Linked DNA regions of Homo sapiens: region 1 is linked to region 2. The links are chromatin loops, found by intact Hi-C in ENCODE. Cell type or tissue: sigmoid colon. All regions are shown on one strand. Each heading gives the region's core, and the rest is flanking DNA. Links, peaks and the distances in the headings are about the cores only. Region 1 overlaps PTCH1 (patched 1). Region 2 has its middle 24 kb from the start of FANCC.

Region 1 (5,449 bases), core at 709-4,708, 110 kb after region 2:
GTACTGCTGCTGCCCATAAATGTGGGCTGTGGTCAGAGCATCCAAGCTGCTGCCCCCCACAACCTGCCCCCGACCCTGTTAGGTTCTGCAGGCTCTGAGCTGCCCCTCTCCCGAAGTTGCTAAGTGTGCGGCCCTGGCTGGCCTGAGTGCAGGACGCTGGCAGGACTGTCTCTGCCTACTCTGTCAAACACAGTAGCCGCTCCAGACATGTGGTTGCTTAAGTTTTAATGAACTAAAATCCAAAATCCAGCTCCTCGGTAGCCCCGGCCACATTTCAAGTGCTCCACAGCCACGTGTGGCCGGTGGCTCCCATCCTGGAAAGCAGAGAGGGCATTTTCGTCACTGCGGAGGGCTGTGGCGGGCAGCCTGTTCCATCTGATTGTTAAGAATCTGGTCTCTGCGTCTCTATACAAAGCACAGAGCAACACAGTGGCCACATCAATCAAAAGGACCGTGACCAACTTCAAAGTCGTTCAGCTTGTACCTATTTTTAGGCTCCTGCTGAACAAAACCAGATTCACACTGCAGCTCAGCGGGCGTCGTCGCGGGGGGTAGGAGGAGGACAATTCAGGTTATTTGGTTGGCCTTTCTCTCTTTCACGGAAGGGCTGCTCTGGCCTGGGACTGGAATACCCATTTCCTGGAGGGACAGCAGGGGGCCCTCAGTGGAGCAACATCAGCCCAGAACCTTCCTTGAGTTTTCAGGGCTGAGCCCATCCCAGGGAGCACAGGGTGGAGGAAAGGACCCAGGTCCTTGGAGCCTCCGAGGAGGGGCTCCCAGGCTCCTGGTGACCTCCTGAATCACTGAAGGCTAAGAACTCAGGGGTGGTTCTTGGCCTCTCTGCTCTTTCCTGCCACCTGGAACATGAGCTTGGAGCCCCAAAAGCTATGGTAAAGTATTTAGACAATAATAATGAATGTTGTATCAAGGGCATTGAAACCTAACAGAAATGAGAGAAGGAAAAAACCTGACCTCTGTTGGCAATAAAAATACTACTAGTTTTAGAAAATATCACTCTCAAATGACATGCACCTTAAGAGGAAAAAAAAAAAAAAGGCAGGAATGCTTTATCTCTGGCCTTTGAAGCCCAAACTGTCCTCACCCTGAACAAGATAGATGCTACTGCTTTGTGCAGTGACATTACTGGCCCCTGCCCTTTTTATCCTTTATGAGATCAAACCACAGGAAGATGGCATTTGTATAGTTGAGAAAGAGTTAAATACTGGTTATTTCCTATGATTTGACCTAGTCTGTACCTTATCTCTGCATCCCATCTGCCTGTGTGATGTGCTGCTCAGCAGACAGGAGCCCCCGCTGGACCTCCAGGCCCACTACCACGGTGGGAAGACCCCTCCCCCTGGTTCTGCAGAGTCACTTACAGTGGAGTGGGCGAAGACGGGGTTTTCTGTGGCTTCCACGATCACTTGGTGGGCAGGGCCTCCCGCGCCCTGCTGGGCCTCGTAGTGCCGAAGCTCCTCGCTGAGGCCTGACACTGTCGTCTGGGAACTATACTCCGAGTCGGAGGAATCAGACCCGCTGTGCGTGTGGCCGGGCGGCATGGCGAAGCGGACCACGCTGGGGGGTGGCTCAGGGGAGGGTGTGGGCAGGCGGTTCAAGCCGTTGGCTGGAGACACCTATTTAAGGGGATTCCATGTTAAAAGTGTTCTTGTCCATTTACCTGCTGGCCACACTCAAAGCTCAAAGCACGGTATTTTTCAGGGGCCTCTGTTCCCTGCCCTGGGGCCCTGCGCACTGTGCCGTATTAACCTCCCCTTCTCTACCACCTGGAGGACCTTCAGGTCCCGCAGCTGGAGCAGAAGAACTGTCCTCTGCTCCACACTGGAAAGGCAGGATGTGTACTTTTTACTCTTGTGAAGTCCAATTATGCATCTCAAGGGGAAAGTCTTCATTTACTGTATAAAGATCTGTAAGACCCAGGCTGCCAATCAGTTGATTTAGAGGAACCAAACCGAACCCGCCCTCTAGCCCTCAAAGCCAGTACACCGAAGAGGAAAACAGACATGACTCTGAGATGTTTACTGAAGAACCACCAGCAAGTGGGGAGGCACCTAAGTATCGAAGTGAAGAGCGGCACAGGAAACACAGCATTCAGCCGGCCTACACGTGGGACATCCCCGTGTCACTACTGACCTCAGGATATGGTCCAAAGAAAGACAAAAGCACGGGAAGCAAAACCAGCCCATTGAGAACGCCGAGGATGGTGAGGATCGCCAGCACAGCAAAGAAATACCTGGGAGATCAAGAGGAAACGGGAACACGCGCTGTGACAGGGTGGATCGCGCCACCCTCCGTGTGCCCGACACAGCAGCATGGCAACGCCAGAAATGAACAAAACCCACCCCACTGAAAAGGCTGTTATCCAACCGCAGTTCACATTCAACACAAGGTGAGTTTTTGCTTTTTGTTTCTTTACCTTATGACTTTGAGGACTACATTCCACAACCCAAAGTGTTAGTTCATGAAGGGAAGAAAAAAAAAATTAGTTTGTTAATTTGCTGAACTCTGATGGCATGTAATGTTATTTATGAATGTGTTACACAAACACAAAAATATGGAATGCGACCTGAATGGCTGGGCAGACTGAAAGCACAAACACAATGCCGAGGGGCCCCGCTCGTGAAAACCCAGCAGAAGCAAACAAATGAAGTGAAGGGTGTAGAATTTAAACAATTTAGCCCAGGAGGAAAAGCAGCCCACTTCTGCAGGCTGCTAATCCACTGTGAAATGCTTCTGCATCTTACGGCAGAATCTCTAATTAAGTCTCTAGCATATCAGGTAAGGCTTTCCCTGGCCTTTCATTAATCACAACTTTCTGCCTAGAATTCTGTGAGTTCCAGTTTTACCAAATAGCTCCAATTGCAACCTTTTTAGAACACAGGAACCAGCTTTCTGCAAAGAAAATGCTGCCCATTCTGTGGGAGCTGGGGCATTGTGCTGGGTGAGGGCACTCCACAATGGCGGGGCTGCTCTGCGGGCCAATCTTTTGTTGAACAATTTAGCATCTCTGAATACTCTTGTTTTGCGTCAGCCAATTCAAACATAAAGGCCGCAGCACCATGGCAGAGGAGGAGAGTGCAGAAGTAGTTCTGCTTTCCCACCATTGAGGGCTAAGGTCTGGAATCCTTCATGAATACCAAGGTAAACCTGTCAGCCAGGGACAGCCTCTGGCAGACACTCTGCATGGCTGGAGGGCACAGACTCCACGCAGGGATGCGTTTCTGGAACTAATGATTTCTAGGGCAACTCTGATGGAAGTGGGCTGGGGTAGGGGAGAGGCTCAGGATGTTCTGGGAAGGGGGGGGCAAGATATCTATCTGTTAATGGTCCTCTGGTTCATAAAATGGAACAGGCAACCAGTGCTGCCATGTCTATATATGTTTTGACATCAGATGAAAGGAGAGAGAATCCCCATAAAAATACAAATACCTCACAGCTATTGTAAACACTAGAAACTTCTGAACTACATTAGTAAAAACCAAGCAGCCAATGTCTTGGTCTAATGTAAACTGCTGGAACTTTCGGCTGGGGCATGTATCAGCAGCCACATTAAGACATTTGCATCCCATCCATCTAGCTGAAGCATAAACAGGCCAATTAGATTTCTGACGGCTTAGCATATACAGTGTCTGCTCATTTATTTGACCTTGGTGAGGCCTTTATCAGGTTAATCCATCCCATCCTAGAAAATGGGAAGCCCTTTTAAGTGCTTGAAAGAGGAACCCTGATATTTCTGGGCGGGAACAACCCCGGCTGAGAGGAGAGCGCTGGGATTCCAGCTGCCAGGTTTCCAGCTGGGGGCTCTAATTCAGGCTAAGTTTCCTCATTCAGCATCCCCCACAAGGCTGAGCGAGACCCTCCTGTAACTCATGAGACCCCAGCACACCTTGCATTTCCCCTGGTTTTGCCTGTGAACTTGTCTCTCCCCTAAAAGACCTTAGGCTACACAGAGGGATATGGGGGTCCCCATTATTTGCTGTTGTGCAAATGGCACTTATGGGGTGCTTGTTATATTTGTGTTAAACGAGAAAGTAAATATGCAAAAGAAACTCTACTTGACATTGAGCTTTTATATCATAATGATAACGTTAGTGCCTGAAAAAGTGTATACTAAGAACAAAGGAAAAGCTAAAATCAAACTAAGAACTAAAATAAAACACAGACCAAAACATTTAACTCAGTTGGGCAACTCTCTACTTGGTATTGGCAAACAGGAATTTAGGAACTGGCTTGCTGGCTTAGCAGTAGTTTGTGCTGAGAAGTCTAGCTCCATGGACATTGCAGGGAGGTAGCTGGAGATGCAGACCCAGCCCTCATCCCACCTCCCGCCCCCCGAAATCGGCCCTGCACTTAGACCCTCAGATGATTCCTCAGCACATCGGTGTGAGAAGCGCTGGTCTACAGCGATTCCACTTCACCATTCACTCTATGCAAAAACTACAATAAGCAAGCTTGGCACTCATTCTAAGAAGGCGGCCTCCATGATGCCAAATTGCCCAGTGGGCTATGCCACAGGCCAACCAATGGACTCATCTCTTTCCCGTAATAAAACTTTGGCTAAAACTTCTAGTTGAAACCCTCTTCTTTTTACTTGAAGATAAGAAGCGTATCTCTCTCTCTGACACACACACACACACACACACACACACAACCTCTCAGTACTGAAGCGTGCCAAACAAACCAATCATTTCTCACATCTGGTTCTGCCCTGTCATGGTTCTAATCCTGGACTATCTTTTACTTATTGGTGATTCTGGCCTTAGAGCTCCATAAAGTAGCAGAGTTCTATCCAAGAGCAGGTCCCTCACAAAGCCATGGAGGCTGCTCAAAGAAGCAAGTGGTTTCCTCCTCTGCAGTTCTCAAATTCTTTTCAAAAGGAAAACTCACTGTTCTTTTATATTTCACAAAGTCATATTCTTAATTAAATCAACTGGAAACGACTTGCCTTGAGATCCAAACTAGGCTTAGATTCCCAAGAGTTGACACCAAAGTCCAATGCTAAATGCTTCCTAATTGTGGGGACTCGAATATGAAATCTGAGCACGTCATTTTCACTTCTTAAAAGAATAAAGTCAGGTGACAATTTTAGGTATTTTTAAGTTTTCCTTTCTACAGTTTGAAGGAGAGGGAGCGTAGGTCAAATGTGGCATTTCTTTCTGCAGTGTTTCTAACCCGAGACAATAATGGGCCACCTATTGGGTGATCCTTTGGCTTCAAGCTGCAGAGTTGTCTTTGCTGCCAGCCCCAAATCCTTTACCTTCTGTTTTCAAGATACTCCCCAAGACAGCTCTAGAAGAGAGCTTGTCTTTATACCTCCGAATATCTCTACGTTAACAAGTTCAAAAGAAAGCAGAGTCACGATGACGAGGTGCTGCAATCTACCAGATACAGAAGGAAATAAGCAACGAAGATCACCTGAGCTAATAACAAT
Region 2 (7,832 bases), core at 2,367-6,366:
GGCACTGTTGCACCCCAGCCAGGTGTGCACACACTTGGGACAGTATTGACATGCCAGCCCCCTGCCACCTCAGCCCCCACCAGGCTTTGGGTGCCAACAAGCATAGGAAGGAAGTTGAGGTAGGGCTGAGGGCAGCTTGGTGCTGGCCTGCAGGTGCCCCTTGGCACCTACAGCCTAGGCACCATGAACAGCAGCAGGAAGCAGACAGGCTTCCCTGCAAAAGGGGGTGGGTCCCTGATGAGGCCCCACCTTCAGGCCAGGAAGGGCCTGAAGGTTGGGGACCGGGCTGCCAGTCCCATGGACCAGAGTGGGAATTTGTGGTGCCTTTTCTGGGCCACCCATGGCCACCCATGGACCAACAAGGGTGTACTTCTTCCCCTCTGAGGCCCATAAAAGCCCCAGGCTCAGCCAGAGCTGAGCAGATGTCAGGACAACCAGTGGTAGAGGAAAGCTATCCACTCCATGGCCTTCTCTCTGCTGAGAGCAGCAGACATTGGGACAACCAGCTGCAAAGAGGTGCCACCCACTCTAGGGCCTCCTCTCTGCTGAGAGCCACGCAGAGAACAGGATGACCAGCTGCAGAGAGGTGCTACCCTCTCTGCTGATAACTGAACACTTGTTGGGATGACTTGCCTAGCAGAGAGGAGCTACTCTCTGTACTAGGAGCTGAACACTCATCAGGACCCCTTGGCTGTGAAAGGAGCTGCCCCTGCAGGTTTTCTCTGAGCTGTTCTAGCACTCAATAAAGCTCCTCTTCGTCTTGGTCACCCTCCACTTGTCTGTATACCTCATTCTTCCTGGTCACAGGACAAGAACTTGGGACCCACCAAATGGCAAGACTAAAAGAGCTGTAACACAAACAGGACTGAGACATGCCCCTTCTTCACCACATTGTGGGGGAAGAGAAGGAACAAAGGGTCGCTGTGGCCCTTCCAGGATCCCAGACCTAGGAGCTTCCCAAGCCAAGGCTGTGACTCCCTCTTTGGGGCCCTGCGGTCCCTGTTGTCTCCAAGCTTCCAGGCGCCAACATGTTCCCCAGTGCCAGTCTGGCTGCAGCCTTGCAGAGAACCAGCACCCATGCTGGCACCTGGAGCTGACCAACCAGCTATAGCAGCTGGCATGTCTGTGTGCGGTGGCAAGATCCCACGTTCACTTACACACCCCTCACCCTTCCACACCTGACTCACCCTTGGCAGGCATGGCATCCAGGCCAGTAGCGTGAGCTGAGCACAGCCTGCCAGGCTGAGTGGGCAAAACGAGCCCAGCAGGCCCAAGCAAAACTCAAGCAAAGGTGCCACAGGCCACAGAGGCTTCTGGCCAGAAAAACGACACCCCGAAGAGCCCATAACAATTTCACATATCATGGAAATAGCATTTTGAAAATTATTAACATGATTTCTCTTTTGCCTTTCCAAATCTCAGAGGCATTCTTTAAAATGAGTGGAAGGAGATTTCGATTACAAAAGAATACCCAGCGAAAAAAATGAGGTAACTTCTCCAGGTTCAGGACAAGAAAATGCAGCTGAATGTATTTATCATCTTCTTTTTTGGTGAGGGAGGGGTAGTTATAAACAATAGAAATCTATTTCTCACAGTTCTGTATGCTAGGAAGTCCAAGACCAAGGCAACAGCAGGTTCATTGCATCTGTCAAGGGCCCTGCATCCTCATAGATGGTTGTCTTCTCACTCTAACCTCACATGGTGGAAGGGGCAAGGGCTCTCTTTTAGGCCTGTTTCATTAAGGTCACTAATCCCATTAATGAGGGCTCTGCTCTCATGACCTAATTGCCTCCCAAGGGCTTCACCCCCTAATACCATCACCTCGCAGGTAAAGATTTTAACACACGAAGTTTGTGAGGACTTAAACATTCAGACCATAGCAACTCGTGGGTTGCAAAACCAGATCTTGAACCACCTTGTAACTCTAAGGCTACTGGTCGTTTTAATGCTCCAAACCGTGGCAAACAAATAAATTTAGTTTTTTGGGGTTTTTTTTTTTTAACTTTTTTTAAGAGACAAGGTCTCTTAAATCCCAGCACTTTGGGAGGCCGAGGCGGGTGGATCATGAGGTCAGGAGATCCAGTCCATCCTGGCAAACACAGTGAAACTCCGTCTCTACTAAAAATACAAAAAATTAGCCAGGCGCGGTGGCCGGCGCCTGTAGTCCCAGCTACTCGGGAGGCTGAGGCAGGAGAATGGTGTGAACCTGGGAGGCGGAGCTTGCAGTCAGCGGAGATCGCGCCATTGCACTTCAGCCTGGGCGACAGAGTGAGACTCCGTCTCAAAAAAATAAATAAATAAATTTAAAAAATAAAAAATAAAAGAGATAAGGTCTCACTCTGGTTGCCCAGGTCAGAGTGCAGTGGTGAAATCATACCTCACTGCAGCCTCGACCTCCTGGGCTCAAGCAATCCTCCCACTTTGGCCTGTCGAAGTGTAGGGATTACAGGTGTGAGGCACTTCGCCCAGCCTCTTTTTAAAATTTTTAAATGCATTTTTTAATTGACAAATAGAAGTTGTGCCTATTTATCGTGTATAACATATTGCTTTGAAATATGTATACATGGCCGGGCACAGTGGCTCACGCCTGTAATCCCAGCACTTTGGGAGGCCGAGGCAGGCGGATCACGAGAGCAGGAGATCGAGACCATCCTGGCTAACACGGTGAAACGCTGTCTGTACTAAAAATACAAAAAATTAGCCGGGCGTGGTGGCGGGCGCCTGTAGTCCCAGCTACACGAGAGGCTGAGGCAGGAGAACGGCGTGAACCCGGGAGGCGGAGCTTGCAGTGAGCCGAGATCGCGCCACTGCACTCCAGCCTGGGCGACAGAGCGAGACTCCGTCTCAAAAAAAAAAGAAAAAAAATCTGTCTCTGACAAAAAAGATAAACAACTCAATTTTAAAATGTGCAAAGGGCATAAATAGACATTTCTACAAAGATATACAAATGGACAATGACCACATGAAAAGATTCTCAACATCACTAATCATTATGGAAATGCATATCAAAACTGTAATGAGGTCAGGTGAGGAGGCTCACACCTATAATCCCAGTACTTGGGGAGGTCGAAGTGGAAGGATTGCTGGAGCCCAGGAGGCTGAGGCTGCAGTGAGCAGTATTTGTGCCACTACACTCCAGCCTGGGTGACAGAGTGAGACCCTGTCTCAAAAAAAAAGAAAAAAAAAAAAAAAAGCAGAGGAAGAAAAGAAAAAGAAAAACCCACAGTAAGATACCACTTCACACCTATTAGAATGGCTATAACCAAAATAACAGTATTGGTAAAAATGTGGAGAAATCAGAACCTCATACATTGCTGGTAGGAATATAAAGTTGTTCAGATGCTGTGAAAAGCAGTCTGGCAATTCCTCTAAAAGCTAAACATAGAGTTACCATATGACCCAGCAGTTTCACTCCTAGGTATACACTCAAAATAATTAGACATAGGGACTCAAACATTAAGGTTTATTGCATCATTATTCACATTAGCCAAAAGATGGCAACAACCTTTGTTTCTACTCACAGGTGAATAGATAAATTAAATATGGTATATACATACAATGGAATATAATTCAACCATATGTAAAGGAAAAATAAAATCCTAAGCTCCCCAACCAACTGAACTGATCCCCTCTTGGCCAAAGGCACCCCAGAGAAATCTTAAAAACCGAGTTCCCTGCCATGAAGGGATGGGAGGTTGGCCATGCCTCGTTATACACCCCCGCCTTGTGCAATTTAGACACAACTGACCAGCATTCACGTGAAAATGGAGCTCATAAGACTGACAGAATGGACTCTCTGTGGTATAAGGAACCAAATTATAAGCAGGATCTAAGGCCATGCCAGGTGAGGGTTAAATCACTCACCCCTACACTTAAAAAATAAACTATATTCTAACGGCCATGAATTCTTTTCTTTTTCTCTAGCAGTTAAACAAGCACTGGCCTTGAAATAAGCAATATTAAAACAATTTGCAGCTCATCCACAGCTGACAGCCAGGCAATGACCGCCAAAGTCCCAGTCCCACACCCACTCTCCCATTCCACCAGCCAGAACCACAGCTGTGACTGGACAAGAGACCAATTTTAGTAACTTTCTCCTGATAAGAAGACCACCAGCCATGGCTTGGTTCTGGCCGGTTTACAGAGGCTGCACACGTGAGTGCCATCCTGTCCCTGCTTCACTTTCTGATATATAGGGACTAATTGTAATGCATTTGAACATTAAGTCTCCACCCCAAAATGAACACAGGTCACATGTAACATGCATGTTTGCTTATCACATACAGGTGTGACTCCCCTCATGAATATTCATAGCTCATCTTGTGGCCTGTTGAATATGTATGTTTAACCAACCAGTTCAGCATAATGTTCCTGCCCCAGCCCCTCCTTCTTCAAAGTGCCTGCTAACAATCTCAGCCAGAGGGCACCCTTCCCAGCCTGTCAGAATGACCACTTCGCACACTGTAAGCCTTTATAAGAAAGTCTCCTTCCCAAATTTTAGGATATGTGATTTTAGGCCAGGTGCAGTGGCTCAAGCCTGTAATCCCAGCACTTTGGGAGGCTGGGGTGGGAGGATCACTTGAGGTCAGGAGTTTGAGACCAGCCTGACCAACATGGTGAAACCCCATCTCTACTAAAAATATAAAAATTCGCTGGGCATGGTGGAGCATGCCTGTAATCCCAGCTACTTGGGAGGCTGAGGCAAGAGAATGGCTTGAACCCGGAAGGTGGGGGTTGCAGTGAGCCAAGATCATGCCACTGCACTCCAGCCTGGGTGACAGAGTGAGACTCTGTCTCAAATAATAATAATAAGAAGAAGAAGAAGAAATGATTTTAAGTTGACATATCAAGAAGAACAAAATTCTGATACATGCTACATGGATGAATTGTGAAAACATTATAAGTGAAATGAGCCAGATACAAAAATGACAAATTTTTGACTCCTTTTATATGAAACATCTAGAATAGGCAAGCTCATAGAGACAGGAAGTAGATTAGTGGTGACCGGGTGCTGGGGGGAAGGAGGTAACTAGGGAAATTTCTATTTGGGGAGTTGAAAATTTTTAGAAATAGGTAGTGGTGATGGTTGTACAACACTGTGAATCTAATAATGCTACCAAATTGCACACTTAAAATGGTTAAAATGACTAATTTTATGTTACAGGTATTTTGCTACAATCTGGGGTTCCCCACAGCAAACTGGTGAATCGAAAGTTGATGGTCGGAGTGAGTCGACAGAAAATGGACCTGTAACTGCTGGGCAGGAAGATGGAACGGATACATAGAACAGGCCCTGTGTCTACAGCCAGTGGAGGCCAACGTGATGACAAGTCAGAGAGGGTGACCCCAGACTGGGACCAAACTGACAGACCGAGCACGGGTCGGGGACATCCAGGCAGCCTGCAAACAGTCAGGGCAGGGCCCCTCCCCAGAGGCCAAGAAGTGGAAGGTGCCTCCGCGGAGACCCAGCCCTTCTGCGTCACCACAGGACCTGTGTGAGGCACACTCTACTCCCCTTCTCTCAAGATACCGCCTCGGACAGAGAGCAAGGGGGATGAAGGATAACTGAGAAAGGGAATATTTGTATCTATGAGAAGACTGAGCAATAACTAAAGACACTGATGAGATTAAGGGAACATGCTACAATCTTTAAACCAGATAGAACTAATAGTTAATTTTTTAACTCCCTTTCCACCCCTGTGCCATTGAACCAATGGGTGGAGGCTCATGACGAAGATCAGATTAAACTGAGTCAAAATAAAGAAGATGCATTAATTTGGTGGTATGTCCTCACTCCTGTTAAACATTTTACACGAATTGTGTCAGATGCCCCCTCTTTTAGCTTCTGTGTGCTTTTGTTCTGAGGCTCAGGCCCTGCTGTGACTTGCTTTGGAAAACTGGGCTCCTGGAGCCTGCAGGCTGCAGACTCTGAAATTGTTCTGTTGCTTTGTTTCATCCCCTTCCCATCCTTTTCCCTCTATCTCCTGACTGATTTCCTTAGGGAGCCCCTCCTCAATAAATGCCTTGCACACAAAAGCTCATCTCAAGGTCCATTTGTGGGTAACCCAGCTAAGATACCCATTTTCTCTGCATTCACAAGCTATACTATGACATAAACCTTTCAATCTTGCCATATCTGCTATGTGACTGAGCCCTGAAAGTTATTTGTGTGTGTGGCCCCTATTCTAGGCATTCTGCCCTGTTTGTGGGAAGCACTGAGCCAGCTCTGTGGTGGGAGCACCTTGGGGAGGGACATTTTGAGCAAGGTCAGAAGGACCAGTTAATGGGCAGGATCACAGAGGTGGGCCCCTACTTCCTTCCTCCTCGTTTTAGACTCCCCATCCCCAAACCCCAATTCCACTATTATATGTTGGACTTCAGTCTGGTCCAGGAGCTTAATAACAAGGTAATCTCTGCAGATAATCCCTGTGGTTTAGAAATAACTCTCACATACACTGTCTCACTTTATCTCATGTTTTAATCTCTGTGGTGAGGGCAATACTCATTCCCATTGACAGACTATGAAACAGATGCTTACAGAGTAGAAATGATCTGCTCAGTGTTGCACAGTTCAAAAGTAGGAGTCTGTTAATTCCAAATAAAACAAAACCAAAAAGCCCACAAACTGTGTTTCCTCTGCTCTCCTATGACAACAATCAACACAGGATACTTCCGTGATCAGTCGTGTGGGGTTGCCGCTACACATCAAGCTAGTCATCAGTTCTGCAGAAGACACCAGCTGGGTGTCCTATAACTCAATTCTGATATTATCTTCCTGGAGATAGATAGCCTCAGATCCCACAGGTTGAGAACTCTGTCCCGTTAAGACCCCCCTTCTACTCCGGAACTTCGGACCAGTTCCAAATTGGGGTTCCCATGGCTCCCTTTCTGGGCTTGATTAATTTGTGAGAGCAGCTCACAAAACTCAAGGAAACATGTTACCAGTTTTTTATTTGTTTGTGTTTTTGAGATGGGGTCTCACTCTATCTCCCAGGCTGGAGTGCAGTGGCATGATCTCCGCTCACTGCAGCCTCCGTCTCCCAGGTTCAAGCGATCCTCCCACCTCAGCCTCCTGAGTAGCTGGGATTACAGGCATGTACCACCACAACCAGGCTTTTTTTTTTATTTTTTATTTTTTGTATTTTTAGTATAGGCGGTGTTTTACCATTTTGACCACGCTGGTCTCGAACTCCTGACCTCAAGTGATCCACCTGCTTTGGCCTCCCAAAGTGCTGGGATCATAAGTGTGAGCCACCATGCCCCGCCGTCACCAGTTTTTTTTTTTTTCTTTTTTAACAAAGGATATTACAAAAGATGCAGATGAAGGATGCTTAGGGCAAGGTATGTGGAAAGAGACAAAGAGCTTCTATGCCCTCCCCAAGTGCACCAACCTCCAAGAACCTCCATGTGTTCAGCTATCAGGAGGCTCTCCAAACCCTGTCATACTGGGTTTTTATGGAAGCTTCGTTATGTAACCATGATTGATTACATCATTGGCCACTGGTGATTGACTCAACTTTGTGGGAGGTGTCCCTCTCCCCTCCCCAGAAGTCAGGGGGTGGTGCTGAAAGTCCCAATCCTACCCCTGCCTTGGTCTTTCTGGTGACCAGACCCATCTTGTAGTTATCCAGGGGCTGCCAGCCTCCAGTCAATCATTAGCATACAAAAAGTCAGCACTTTGGAGATTCTAAGAATTTTAGGAGCTGTGTGCCAGGAAATAGGGTTGAAGACCAAACATATATTTCACAATATCACAGTTTCTCAGTCCAGTATTTTTTCATCTTAAACTGATGACAGTGATAAGAATGAGCTGATGGTGATTTAGGCTGGAC

What was found. Peaks named below come from ENCODE experiments on the same cell type or tissue, not always from the same donor. Only the 100,000 strongest peaks of a DNase experiment are listed, where the experiment ranks them.
Region 1: it touches region 2 in a loop (2.4-fold over the local background); 1 of 110 quality-filtered maps calls a loop at or near these places.

The regions. Positions count from the first base shown.
Region 1 is chr9:95,447,690-95,453,138 of GRCh38, forward strand. PTCH1 (patched 1) reads right to left here. Exons shown (of 24, transcript NM_000264.5): 21 at 2,152-2,251; 22 at 1,380-1,634. Among named protein-coding and RNA genes, the nearest start is that of PTCH1, 59 kb to the right of the region's middle. RefSeq lists an enhancer at 1-842. In sigmoid colon, for the core only: no CTCF peak of the experiment used is centred there; a DNase peak (open chromatin) is centred at 3,132.
Region 2 is chr9:95,337,398-95,345,229 of GRCh38, forward strand. No RefSeq gene overlaps it. Among named protein-coding and RNA genes, the nearest start is that of FANCC, 24 kb to the left of the region's middle. RefSeq lists enhancers at 4,110-4,611, 4,898-5,399. In sigmoid colon, for the core only: a CTCF peak has its summit at 4,403; no DNase peak of the experiment used is centred there.